Regions from separate parts of the Homo sapiens genome. Here region 1 is linked to region 2. Evidence: chromatin loops called from intact Hi-C (ENCODE). Cell type or tissue: B cell. All regions are shown on one strand. Each heading gives the region's core, and the rest is flanking DNA. Links, peaks and the distances in the headings are about the cores only. Region 1 has its middle 27 kb from the start of PLCL2UT. Region 2 has its middle 40 kb from the start of DAZL.

Region 1 (7,120 bases), core at 1,301-6,300, 52 kb before region 2:
CTTTTATTCCTTTATTTTCTGGAGCTAAAAAGGATCTGAGTAATGTTTGCAACTATGTCAAATTGATGATGATGATAGTGACAACATTGGATATCACCCCTTTCCCTGCTCTTCTTTTTATCAGAAGTCCCTGAAAAAGTTCTCTGATGTGTTCACCTCTTCTTGGTTCACTCCTATACCTACTCCACTTCCTCTTCTTTCCTTTTCCCTTGAAGCCACTCCAACCAGGCACTTACCCTGGCCACATCACTACAAGAGGGTACCCAGAGATCTCCACTTTGCTAAACCCAACCAGTGACTAGATCTCAACCACAGATCTTTGCTCTGTAAGCAGCATGTGATACAGCTCATCATCCTCTTTTAGAAAAACTTTAGAAATTCTTCTGGCTTCCAGAATTCCACACTTGCTGAGTGTCCACTTCTTACTTCCCTGGCTGTTCCTCTCAGGGCTACTTTTCTGGTTCCTCCTCATCTTCCTGACCTCCAAGTGTGCCCCAGGCCTCAGTTCTTAGCCTTCTTTTTGTATCAATATTCACTCCCATTTATAGGCCAGCTTCCTAATTTTCATCTGACTGTAAATCTTCAATGGGTGTTAAAGATGAAAAACACCCATTTTGCATGCTTTATTAGATGAATAATTTCTGCCCAGCAAGATATTCATGTCCTAGTCCCCAGAGCCTATAAGTATGTTACTTTACACAAAAGGGACTTTGGAGATGTGATTAAGTTAAGGATCTTGAGAGGGGTTGATTATCTTGGATCATCTGGGTAGGCACAATGTAATCACAGGGCCCCTGTAAGAGGGAAGCAGGAGGGCCAGAGTCAGCAAAGAAGTTATGAAGAGAGAGGCAGAGATCATGGAGAGACTTGACGATGCCTTAGTGCTGGCTTTGAAGATGGAGGAAGGGACCACAAGCTAAGGATATGAATGGCTTCTAGAAGTTACAAAAAACAAGGAAATAGATTCTCTCCTAGAGCCTCCAGAAGAAAAGCAGCTCTGCTGACACCTTGATTTGAGCCCTGGATGACCCATTTCAGACTTTTGACCTCCAGAATTGTACATAATACATTCGTGTTGTCTTAAGCCACTTTGTATAATATGGTACAGCACCAACAGGGAAAACTTACATACATATAATAATTTGGTACACAACCAATAGGAAAAACTTATGCACATACTAAAGTGTTTTGAAGTAAAGTACACTGATTTCTGCAAATTTCTTTGATATGCATCAAAAACATAAGTTTACTAGACAGAGGAATAAATAGATGGTTAGAAGCATGATAAAGCAATACAGCAAAATGTTCATGGTAGAATCTACATGGTGGGTATATGGACACTAATTTAAAATTCTTTCAACTTTTCTGTATGTTTGAAATTTAAAAAAATAAAATGTTAGGGAAAGGGTTAGATAAATTGTGAATTTTTCCAAAATTTCAGTTATTTGGCTTCCAAAAAAAAAAAACGTATTTTTCTTAGAAAAGGCCTTGAATTTCTCTGGATATTTTATACTTCTAACTATCTACATTGTCTGGTCCCCCTGGTGACTAAATGCATATATTTTAGGAAGGGCTAAAACACAGCGAAGGTAATTAATCAGACCCCATGGAGACTGAAGGCTTAACCTTGACATCAGTAGTGACAAGCATAGTCAACTGAGCTACATAGCCTAAGTAAAAAGAAATAACCCTATGGAATGCTAATCTATAGATATGCAAATGAATTAGCTCTATAACTTATCAAATCTGAACTACATGAGGTACCCTGAAAATTGATAACTGTTCCATACTTTAATGGAAAAACACCAGGAAAAAAAAACTTTGATGTAACTTTCATTCTTTCAAGAAGAATATGTATCACTAACACCTTTATGAGAAAATTCTTATTTCCCTAGGGAACACTATTGGGCAGTTAAGAAAACAGGCAGTTTCTGAGGGCCTTTTTGTTTATTAGGGAGTAAGATTAAAAGAAAATCTCTGGCTGTGATTTCTTGGGCGAAAGGATGTAGGGAGAACTGGTTTCTTTGGAATTTTTTCTGATACAGGCTCAGGGGAATGGGTATGATTTTAATACATGAGCTGCTGTTTTCCATACTAAGTAATGCTTTTTCTTACTCAACATCTCTCTTCATCATCACTGCACAGTGAGGCTGGGCTCAGGCTTGCCGGTTTCTGCCTCAGAAGGCACACTGCAGATAATTTAGAGTCAGATTCTGGGCTTTTGAGTTTCTAAGCAGGCCTTTGAAATTCATGAGAGAAAAACAAGGGTTTTAATTTACAAAAGCTGTGTTTTCTGGGAGAGAAAACCATTTTGAGTTACAAAATTTTGGTTGGAGAATCAAAAACAAAGCTCTGAAGAAATCAGAGCATACAGTATAAGCCATCACCACTGGCTCTCCACCTGGCTGTATGATAGAACCACCTGGGGACGTTTTCTAAAAACGTCATTGCCTGGACTGGGTCTAGACCAGTTGAATGGAAATCTCTTGCTGTGGGGGCTCAGTACTGGTATTTTTAAAGTCTCCCCCCTAATACCCACACACTAGGTGATTCTCATGGGCAGTCAGTTGAGAACACTGCCCAACTCAACAGAATAGAAACTCAATAGATGACCATGCAGACTTCCCTGCTCTTTAAAACTAGGTCAGAGGTACTTGAATTATCAGGCTAGAGTCAGATTAGAGCTCCAGGCTTATATGTTGCTGTGGGCCTCTGGGAAAGGGTCCTGCTCCTTGGAGGGTGATGGAATCTTAGATAGAGTTGGTGGGGGTACCTAAAAGTGAGAAAAGTGCCTCGTTACTGAACCAAACCTGGGTCCATTGGCCCAGCACAGTAAAGACAAATATCTGTACCAAAGTTTGCAGCAAGAAAAAGGAGGGCATTTATTTGCAGGGTGCCAAGCAAGGAAAATCAGACAGCTATTGTGTGAGATCCTACTTCCCCAGTGGCTTATAAGCAAGGGTTTTTAAAGACAGGGGAACATTTTTGGAAACAGAAGTTACAGGTATGAAAAAAAAATAGAACCTTGGGACCCCGAACTCACTATACCAAAGTGCAAGTTAAGCTTAGAAGCTGAGTCACAAATACTGTCTTCCTTTGGCTCCCAGATAGCTGTAATTTCACAACCCCATGTCATAGCCTCATTTCCTCTACTCCCTCTTTCCACATTTGCTTCATCTTATGTAAAATGTAGACTCACTGAGTGTGAGAGAATGCATCATTGACTTTTTCCTCTATTCCCTCTTTTCACATGTAAAATGTAGATTTACTGAGGCTAATAAGAGCCTCACAAGAATGTGACCACCTGCCTCACTGCCTGCCTCCTTTTCTTCCCCCTGCTGCTTGCAGTTCCCCTTTTGTGAACTGAAGTTCACAAAACCCCCTTTGGAAAAAACATAAATCACAGGAGCATCTGTAATTTATGCTTTTTCCCAGGCGCATCCTCAGCTTTGGCCAAATAAACCTCTAATGGATGGAGACTTGCTTCAGTCACTTTTTGGTTTACATTTTGGTAACCACAAAGGGGCTTTCTGAGTGGAGTTGGCTCTTGGCCTGTAGCAACTCTCCTACTGGGGCCCTAGTACCAGCTGGAGCTCTTTATTGCTCTGACCTATTGGATGATTTGCTGAAGTCTGAGAGTTTCTCCCTCCAGAGATCCCTAATCACTCAAAAATTTCCAGTTGAGATCTGAAGTTTATTCCACTGCAGAACTCCTTTTCTGAGAGTTCTTACTTCTAACAAGGAAGAAGACTTTCCTGCTTCCGTGATGGCAGAGAGCAGTTTTCAGCTTGTGCCCCATCTCCAGGTAAGGAGCTGGTTTGGGGTGTCATTTGGGGATTTAGTAGCTGAAAGTCAAGGCTTACCGTCAGTTGGCTATAATTTCTCCTCATGCTCAGAAATCTCAATTTTATGCAAATTGTTTGATTGCTTTTTTGTGTTTTTTGTCTGTTTGTTTCTGTCCATCTTCCGTTAGATTTAATGAACTTCTGGCCCCCTCTAAAGCTGACTAAAATCCCTGCAGCTGTAGAAAGTCAAATTCCACCTCTAAAAACCCCAGCCACTTAAGAAAAATCAAAATTTGACTATCTGAAATGTTTCATATAAGACGACTGCCTTTCCAGGTTCTCTCTCTCATTGTGCTATTAATTTAAAGATTTTAGAGATCTCCTATTCTAAACTATTAACGAAAAGATCAGATATTTTAAAGGGAGCCTAATAGTTTCATGGCTAGCCTTAAAAATTATCTTGACTAAATTAAGAGCAAAATCTGACCGAAAATAGTTCTGGTGGTTAAAATTTCCACCACAGCTTGGGTTTGCTTCCTGATTAGGGAACAACAATGGCCATTCCACCTGGTGGCCTAATTGTTAAAACCCTCCACAGCATGGGTTTGATTCCTGGTCAGGGAACCAGCCTGTCTTGGTTTAATATTTATGTGGCTTTGGGGGTACCAATGTACTATTGATCTTTTCCCCTTCTGTGGACAGCTTTTGATTTCCTGTCTTCTGTCTGTGTTGGGGGACCCAAGGCTCTTGGGTCTTCATGTATGGACAGTAAGCTGAAAAGCTAAGACCCTAGAAAATATGGCCTGAAAGAAATGTGGGTTAGACCCTGTTTATGGCTAGTGAAAGTTTCCTTTCTCTTAGTTATTTTTGGGGTGATTCTGGATCTTGTAAAAACTACTTGTCACCTCTTTGGAGATACCTCGTGCGTGCATTTGTGGTTATAACTTCGGTTAAGGTAACTGAGAGGATATCTTTGGTAAGGATGTTCAAAAGCCAAAAATATCAGCTATTTGTCCCAGCTAAAATCTGGTAATAAGAGATTTGAAGGGATTATTTTAAAAATCTGAGTGGAATTGGCTTACTCCAAAACTCCAAATCTACGAGTAGAAGTCAGCTTAATTAAAAGTTGATATCTAAGGTAGATGATATATATATATGGCCATTACTCTTTTTCTCTTTTTGGATTCTATTTTTAGGAATTTTTTAGTTGACTGAAACATTAAAATAACATTACATGCTTGGTACTTCTGCTCACTTCCTTTCTTAAAAATTGTTCTATTTATTTTTACTCCACCCTGTTCCTCCTTCCTCTTTGCCATCTTCAGTCTCTTTTGGATTTTGTTACCTAAACTGTTTGGCTTTTGGGGGTACCAGAAATTGTTTTGTATTGTGAAAAAAAGACTTGACCATGGAGTATATATTAAATAGGGAATGAGTTGATCACAGAGTGGGCTGATTGGCTTGGGTTGTTCACTGGCCTCTGGGGAATGTCCTTATAGAGAGGAACACTGTGGAAGTGTAACCGTCCAATGAGTTCACCTTGCCCACTGCCTAGACAAAGCCAATTTATCAAGACAGGGGAATCGTAATGGAGAAAGAGTAATTCACACACAGCTGGCTATGTGGGAGACTGGAGTTTTATTATTACATTTGGGGATCCGAATTTTTAAAGATAATTTGGCGGGCAGGGGCTTCGGAAGTGGGGGCTGGTGATTGGTCAGGTTGGAGATGGAATCATAGGGGGTCGAAGTGAGTTTTTCTTGCTGTCTTCTGTTCCTGGGTGGGATGGCAGAACTGGTTGAGCCAGATTACAGGTCTGAGTGGTGTCAGCTGATCCATGGAGTGCAGAGTCTGTAAAATATCTCAAGCACTCACCTTAGGTTTTACAATAGTGATGTTATCCCCAGGAGCAATTTGGGGAGGTTCAGATTCTTGGAACCAGAGGCTGCATGACCTCCAAACTGTACTTTCTAATCTTATAGGTAATTTGTTAGTCCTGCCTAGGCAGACTGGTTCCCAGGCAAGAAGGGGGTCTTTTCTGGAAAGGACTATTATCAATTTTGTTTCAGAATCAAACCATGAACTGAGTTCCTTCCCAAAGTTAGTTCGGCCTATGCCCAGGAATGAACAAGAACAGCTTAAAGGTTAGAAGCAAGATGGAGTCGGTTAGGTCTGATTTCTTTCACTGTCATAATTTCCTCAGTTATAATTTTGCAAAGGCAGTTTCAGTTTTCCAATTTATATATATTTGGATCAGGTTTACATTAATTACAATGTTAACTCTTAGCAACTCTTATTTTTAGTGAAAAACCTAAGAGGTGCCATTTTTAATTATGTATCAGATGCAGAGCTCAGGACAAAAAACAGAGCTGCAGATAAGGCATGGCCCTTCCCAGCTGAACCAGGAGGCATAGCTGGGCCAGGGAGAGTGCCACCTGTCTTTAGGCCTTACTGTAACCATTTTTTTTTAGAGCCTGGATTTTTTATAAAAGTATATAAGGAAAGTAAGATGAGTTTTGATAAAAAAAAAATAATAAGAAGGCATAGAAATGTGATTTTTGTTAAAGGGAAAGTAATTTTACCTGGTTTAGAGGATTTTTATTATTTTTAATTAAAGAAGTAAAAACAGTGTCAAGTAAAGCTATATGAATATAGAAAGGTGAAAAAGAATGTAAATTTTTGTCCTAAGGTACAATGACAGGACAAAACTGAAGGTTTAAGCAAGTTATAGAAAGTTTATGAAATTGAGCTTGTGAAAGGAATTCTGTGTGTGCTTAAATTGGCTAAAATGTAAAAGGGATTATTTAGTTTTCCTATAAGTTAAGCATTAATATCAAAAGCACACCGATGTGAGAGTCTGGGCCCCTGTGTCAGACTAACAGGGTTTTATTTGTTTGTTTCTTTTCTGTAGGGTCGATCCACTCTATAACAAAAGATTGAAAAAGTTTTTTAAAGGCTTATGGAAATCTTACCTTGTGGTCTAACTGATTGAGATTGGACGGTTTTGTTTATTTATAAGGTTTTATGAAAAATTAGCTTTAAGTCATTGTTCTCCTAAGGCAGGAAATGGCTGTGATTCCTGATCTGAAGAGTTTTATCTTGGGTAGTACTGGTTTCCAGTGATCGACGGTTTAGGTACACAGGATTTGGAAAAGGAGTAAAATGGATTATGTTGGCCTCCACCAACTAGAGCAGGACAGGCTGAAAGAATTGTTGACAAAAGGAAAAATAAGAAGGGAAGACAGAGTATTTGGTTTGATGGAAGGGCTATGACAGTGAGGATCACACTTGGAAACCAGAGTGCCATCTCGTGAAACATGAGGAATGCAGACACC
Region 2 (7,120 bases), core at 1,183-6,182:
AGTTTATTCAGCCTCGTGTAATTAATTATTGTTCTGCTTAATGAAGCTATCAGTTTCTTCATTAGAATTTTTAAAATTCTTACCTGATACAAATAAATTCATCAGCAATCTGTATTCGATAGTACTTGCCAGAGTCCTTTCCATGAAACTTCTTCAAGAAGAAGTAATTTTGGACTATGCCTGATTGCAAATGCTTTTAAAGAATAATCAAAGTAAAAGAATAACTCCTCAAGGCTTACGAAAGACTTTAAATGGCCATAGTTAAGAATATAATGAGAGTTCATTTTAATAATGGCACAATTGACAGAAAATTTTGGTTATTTCTATAGTATGCAACATTTTAACATAATAACCAAAATTGTGACTGATAACATATTAGATTTCTAGGAATTTCATATAATTTTTAGCATACTTATATTAATAACATACCCATAAATATAACTTAAAGAAGTTTAGCATCACTTATTATTTGGCAATGCTTCCCATATAATTTAACATGTCATATAATTCTAATTATTTTAATCTCTCTCTTTTATAGGGTGAAAGATATCTCCTTCAAAGCTTTTCAGGGGCCCAACTGGAAAATCTTAATGTTAATTTAAGGTCAAAAGACATAATTTAGAATTTGTTTTGGACAGGCACATAGACCAATGGAACAGACTAGAGAACTCAGAAATAAAATCACACCTCTACAACCATCTGATCTTCAACAAAGTTGACAAAAACAAGCAATGGGGAAGTGATTCTCTATTTAACAAGTGGTGCTGTGAGAACTGGCTAGCCATATGCAAAAATTGAAACTGGACCCCTTCCTTACACCGTATACAAAAATTAACTCAAGATGGATTAAAGACTTAAATGTAAAACCCGAAATTATAAAAACCCTAGAAGAAAATCTAGGCAATACCATTCAGGACACAGACGTGGGCAAAGATTTTACGATGAAATTGCCAAAAACAAAAGCAATGGCAACAAAAGCAAAAATTGACAAATGGGATTTAATTAAACTAAAGAGCTTCTGCACAGCGAAAGAAACTATCATCAGAGCAAACAGGCAGAAGAAGGTGGAAGGAGCTGACTTGCTGAGTCTTCCCACCTTCATCTTTCTCTTGTGCTGATGCTTCCTGCCCTCGAACATTGAACTCCAAGTTCTTCAGCTTTTGGACTCTTGGAAACTTACACCAGTAATTTGCCAGGGGCTGTTAGGCCTTCAGCCACAGACTGAAAGCCGCATTGTTAGCTTCCCAACTTTTGAGGTTTGGGAACTCAGACTGAACCACCACTGGCTTCTTTGCTCCTCGGCTTGCAGGCAGCCTATCATGGGACTTCACCTTGTGATCGTGTGAGTCAACTCTCCTTAATAAACTAGAATATTTCTCAGAAGCCTGAACAACATAACTTCTAAGACAAAGATTTTTTGTGTGGACCAACTCACACTCTCCTTAATAAACTCTCCTTAATAAACTCCTTTCATATATACATATATCCTATTAGTTCTGTCCCTTTGGAGACCCCTGACTAATACACCACCTTCACTCAACTGGACTCTACAGGCAGATACCCAAGAGACTGATATGGTAAGAAGTCTTAACTTTGTCAGATGCCAGGGTTTCTTAGCTGCAGCCTCACAGTTAGCGGTATTTGATACCAACTTCACTGCCAGAACTTTAGGGAAGGAAAAACTTTCCCTCTACTCTCTGAGAGTTTGATAATTGAGTCTAAGAAATAAACTGATAGTAGACAAGTAAACAGGAGAAAGGTATACAAATTTATTGCAGAAAAGTTAATATCCCAAAACCCAGTGAGATCTAGAAGCATATACACCCTCTTCATAGAGGGGAGGGCAGGAGTGTGGGCAACTTAGAGGAGAGTAAGTGATTTTGGGGAAAGATGAATGACCCCCAGAAGAAGAGATAATAGCTTGTGACAAAGTCTGTCTGGCATGGTGTGGACCTCCAGTCTCCTCTCCTGAGATCCAAGTCAATCTTCCCGGGTTAATAAGACTCCTGGAGAGGAGATTCATAAAAATTGAGTTCCTTTTGAGTTCATCTTTAGGCAGATAAGGGGAGCCCAGAGAGCCTATGCCTATATTTGCTGTTTTCCAAGTGCCCTCTGTTAAAGTAATCAGCATATCAAAGTGGCATATTTTGGGATGTCATTTCCTTAACTGTCTTACTTACATGACATGGGAACTTGATAGACACCTAAAAATTAATGTGTCTGAAACTGGCTGATGATCTGAAAACTTGATATCCCTGCAGTCTTCTACACTTCAGTCTATGGCAAGTCTATTTTCTTAGGCCCAAAACCTTACCTCATCCTTGACTCCCCTCTCTCTCTTATACCCATATTCAATCTACTGCAAATCCATAACTTTACTTTCAAAGAACACCCAGACTCTGCCTGCTTCTCACCAGCTCTATGGCTATCATCCTGCTCCAAGCCACCATTATCTGGCCTCAGTTATTATAATAACCTTCCAGCCAGTCTTCCCTCTTCCCCTCTTGGCCCCATCCCCACGGTCTTTTACAATACAGCAGCCAGAGTGATCCTTGTAAAATGTAAGTCAAATCATGTCCCTTGCGTACTCAATGGTTCCCCATTTTTCTCTGAATAAAAGCCAGAGTCCTTAAATGGCACACCAGACCCTGGAGGTTCTGGCCCTGCTTATTTCCATGCTCTCCCCTTGCTTGCTCCACTCCAGCCACACTGGCCTCTGCGGAGTTTTCTGAACTCACTAGGCATGCCACTCAGAGCTATGAATTTGCTATTCCCTCTCCCTGGACTACTCCCTCATCACTATAGCCATAAGATAGTGGATAGAGATAGTCCTCCCCGGACTGCTCCCTCCTCAGGTACAGCCATATGATTTGCTCCCTTGTTAACATCATTTTCTCAAAGAAACATTGACTTTAAGCCTTTCGATGGCTCGTTCCTAACAGTAAAACCCAAGCTTGGCCTGCAAGTCCTGGAGCAATCTAACTGCTTCTCCTCTCTGCAGAGTCATCTCCCCGCTCTCTTCTCCCTGTTTACTAGACCCAGCCATTGCAGCGTTCTTATAGCTTTCTGAAGGCACCAAGTTCTTTGCTGTCCCTGCTTAGAACTCTTTTCCATCTACTTCTCACTCACTAGCTCCAACTCATCTTCTAGGTTTCAGAGCCCACGTCACTTCTTTAGGAACGCCCCTCCTCACTTACCCCTGCCATCTATATTTGATCTCTCTCTGTAAAGACTCTATACTGTTCCTTCATAGAACTTAATGTATAACTTCATATTCTCATTATGTGATTATTTGTGTAATGAATGTTTCTCCTACTCCACTGTAAGTTCCATGAGGTCAAAAATCTTGTCTGTCTGGTTGGTCACCAGATACCCCACACCAGGCACAGTGCCCAGCTCATAGTATGTATTTAAAAATGAATAGATCTGATTTTATTATACCTCTATCTTACTTTTGCTAATTTTTCAAAAGGACTTTATTATCTGTTTACCAGAAAATAAAGTCTATTATCCAAGCTTGTGATAGATTTCTACTTGGCTAAATAAAACATAATATTCTTTTAGGTTCTCTGGGACTAGAGAGTAGTCGAAGAGCAAATGATTTTCATTGGTTTATAATGTATTCCTATAGAAATCACTTTGATAAAATAGAATAAAAATATGCTGGAAGTTTTTGAAAACAAAGCCTATAACTGTTCCTTTAAGGCTTAGATCCTTAGCAATAAAATCCCCCGTGATTCTAAGTCCCACTGAGTCTCTACAGCACTGCCCTCAGCTCTAACAGCTCCTGGAAGCACTGGCAGGACATGATCTACATTTCCACATGGCAGGGTTACACTCAGATTTTGTTCCAAGCATGCTTTTTATGGATCTGATTGTCCCTCTTCTAAAGGCAGAGTTACCTCACTAGGGTATTGAGGATGGGGGGCTGGCTATAGTAGGGATGGTGCTGGAGATTGTTGATACAAAGGGATCATGAAAATGAATAAAGCTGTCCAGGAGACTCAGGAAGATTCAGCCAACTCTAAGGAAGATATCAGTCTGGATTTAATCAGAGAAGCAGAACCACTAGGAGAGAGATATATAATAAAGGATTTGTTCAGGGATTTGATCTTTCACAATTACGGGATTTGGTTATAAAGTCTCTGTAAGGCCCTGTGTCTAATGTTAGAGCCTGAAGTTTTCAGCAAGTAGTTGGGAAAGGAATATGGCTATAAAGCAGAGGTTCTTAACTAGAGCCTATTTTGACCCCCAGGAGACATGTGGTACTGTTTGGAGACATTCTGGCTTGTCACAACTTGGGTGTAGGCTATGACATGTAGTGAGTACAAGCCAGGGAGGCCACTAAATATCCTACAATGAATAGGCCAGTCCCCCACAGTAAAGAATTATCCAACCCAAATGTCAATAATGCTGAGGCTGAGAAACCCTCACATAAAGTAAGGAAAAAACTGGAAACTGCGAGTGTAAGCTGGCGCCCAAGAAGATGAACTAGAACCAATGCTTCCTAATGCTTCCAGCTTTAACAATGCAGGTGTTCGGCAGCAGACATGGGTGCCTTTTGTCAAAAAGCTAACCGTGCACTTCACTAGAGCCAGAAAAGCTGAAGAAAGATCCAGGGGCAGGTGGAAAAGCTGCCAGCCCAGCTGCGGTTCCACACCAATAAGGTGAGCCAACAGATAGTGACAAGATGTGTGAGCTGCAACCAGCACCTGGTGCCTCTACAACAACCACCCCTGCAACCCCTGACTCTGCCCCCTGCACATAAAAGCAATATTGCCACTGCTTCCAAATCCTAGGCCAAATATCTCTTGCGGCCCACCTTAAACATACAGGGAAGAAATCTGTGGAAAATGTAGTTTAGCCTTGCCAAGTTGACACTTTATAAAGGTACTCACAGGATATGCATGGAGGAGTTACGTATTAGGGTTCTCCAGAGAAACAGAAGCAATATAAGGTGTGTGTGCGTGTGTGTGTGTGTGTGTGTGTGTGTGTGTGTGTGTGTGTGTGTGTGTTTGGAGAGAGACAAAGAGAAAGAGAGAGAGGTGTATTATAAGAAATTGGCTCACATGATTATGAAGGCTAACAAGTCCCAAGATCTGTGATCAGCAAGCTGGAAACCCAAAGAGCCGATGGTATAAATCCTTTCCAAGTTTGAAGTCCTGAGAACCAGCAGAGGCAATAGTTGAAGTTTTATTCTGAAAGTCATCAGGCTCAAGACCCAAAAGGAGCCAATGTTTCCATTTGAGTTGAAGGCAGGAAAAGACCAATGTCCCAGCTTGAAGGCAGTCAGGCAGAAGAAATTATTTCTTACTCAGCCTTTTTGTTCTACTGGATGAGACACACCCACATTAGGGAGGGCAATCTGCTTTATAGGAATATAGGAAGCTTTCAGTCTTTCTATTCAAATGTTAATCTCGCCCAGAAATTTCCTTATAGACAAACCAGAATAATGTTTCATCAAATATCTGGGCACCCTGAGGCCCAATCAAACTGACACATAAAATTAACCATAACAAGTTGCTTAAAGCATTTCTTAGGCTGTACTTCAGTAACCTCAAGACGTTGGAATAATGGTCCCTCTCTTCAGACCTTCTGTAAAACCTTGAGTGTGCTCTATTATACCATTTATTGATTTTTTTACACTGTCTTTCACCTCCATCCAACTATTATCAGATCCACTTTTATTCAGTTTTATATCTTTGCCTCCTGGCAAATGGCTTGGCACATAGTAGATACTCAATTAATACTGGTTAAATGAGCACAGGCTTTTAATGTGGAAGAACCCCAAGCTAAATTGGAAATAATAATTCACCTCAGATGAATTTGGTCCACACAAAAAATCTTTGTTTTAGAAGTTATATTGTTCAGACTTCTGAGAAATATTCTAGTTTGCTTACATCAACAACTTCAAAGACCTTCCCTGGGATATTCCAGCAATGACCTGCTAGAATGCTTTGTTAGAGTAAAAAACAAACTGGTCTTTTCTCTTGGTAGAAATGAAGTAAGGCAGAAATAAAAATGTTAAGAGCAAATACTTCAAGTGTAATAGACCCTTCAAGATGATTTTTCACGTTCAAAACATACTAATTAAGCAGCAAAATAGTAAATTCTAAAATTTGAAGCAACAAGAATCGATAGGAGGAAAAAAAGAGCGGCAGACAACCCTTGTTTTTAATCTAATCACAACAGATCACTGTGTTCAACTGGAGGAAGGGAAGCTTATAGAGATGAAAGTTCCCAGGAAAACAAAAATCATCGCTTCCCTGCTTTTCATTTTTATTTTTTGTTTTTGTTGTTTTTGTTTTGAGATGGAGCATCCCTCTTGTTGCCCAGGCTCGAGTGCAATGGCATGATCTCGTCTCACGGCAACCTCCGCCTCCCAGGTTCAAGCAATTCTCCTGCTTCAGCTTCCCAAGTAACTGGGATTACACAGGCGTGCACCACCATGCCCGGCTAATTTTTTTTTGTATTTTTAGTAGAGACAGGGTTTCTTCATGTTGGTCAGGCTGTCTCAAACTCCTGACCTCAGGTAATGTGCCTGGCTCCCTTCCCTGCTTTTTATAAATAAAAAAAATAAAACTGTTCTGAACTTCATTGGTCACCAAGAAAAAAACATATTATCTTAAGGAGGTTTTTTAAAAAAAACATATTATATTACATAGGTTAAAGGATCAAAACTTCCATTTCTATAAACTTTACTTTTCTATAATATTAATAATTTCTGAAATTATTGTGCATCTTGAAACCAGAAGGTCCTTTGGCAACTCTTGAGTTTCTAGTTGGGCTCATTTCAGAACCTGTTAGCTAGTGCCTTTTATAAAGAAACTACTACCAAGGAGGAATGTTCTCAAATCTGATTTCCACAAGAGCTAGAGAAGTGGATAGAAAAACACTGCAATCTCTATTAAGATGGTGTCTGTCATAAGAAGTACCAGATATAACGGGAAAGCCTTGACTATTAAGTCAGTTTCAAAATAATGTGAGGTGCCTCTGGTTTTAGGGAAAGAGTTCAAGATTTGGAGTTGGAAAACTTTAATTTAATATTTGGCTTTGCTGCTTAAGAGCTTCATGACCTTGAAGAGAAAAAAGGATGTATTAGTCCATTTTCACACTGCTA

Evidence for each region. Hi-C counts contacts between places; a loop is a spot of excess contacts. Peaks named below come from ENCODE experiments on the same cell type or tissue, not always from the same donor. Only the 100,000 strongest peaks of a DNase experiment are listed, where the experiment ranks them.
Region 1: a loop joins it to region 2, with 2.5 times the contacts of the local background. A loop is called at or near these places in 2 of 110 quality-filtered maps.

Annotation. Positions count from the first base shown.
Region 1 is chr3:16,694,064-16,701,183 of GRCh38, reverse strand. It overlaps the pseudogene LOC124905414. Among named protein-coding and RNA genes, the nearest start is that of PLCL2UT, 27 kb to the left of the region's middle. RefSeq lists enhancers at 2,241-2,888, 3,420-3,469, 4,107-4,608. In B cell, for the core only: no CTCF peak of the experiment used is centred there; a DNase peak (open chromatin) is centred at 3,413; H3K4me3 peaks cover 3,194 bases; H3K27ac peaks cover 3,971 bases.
Region 2 is chr3:16,642,031-16,649,150 of GRCh38, reverse strand. No RefSeq gene overlaps it. Among named protein-coding and RNA genes, the nearest start is that of DAZL, 40 kb to the right of the region's middle. In B cell, for the core only: no CTCF peak of the experiment used is centred there; no DNase peak of the experiment used is centred there.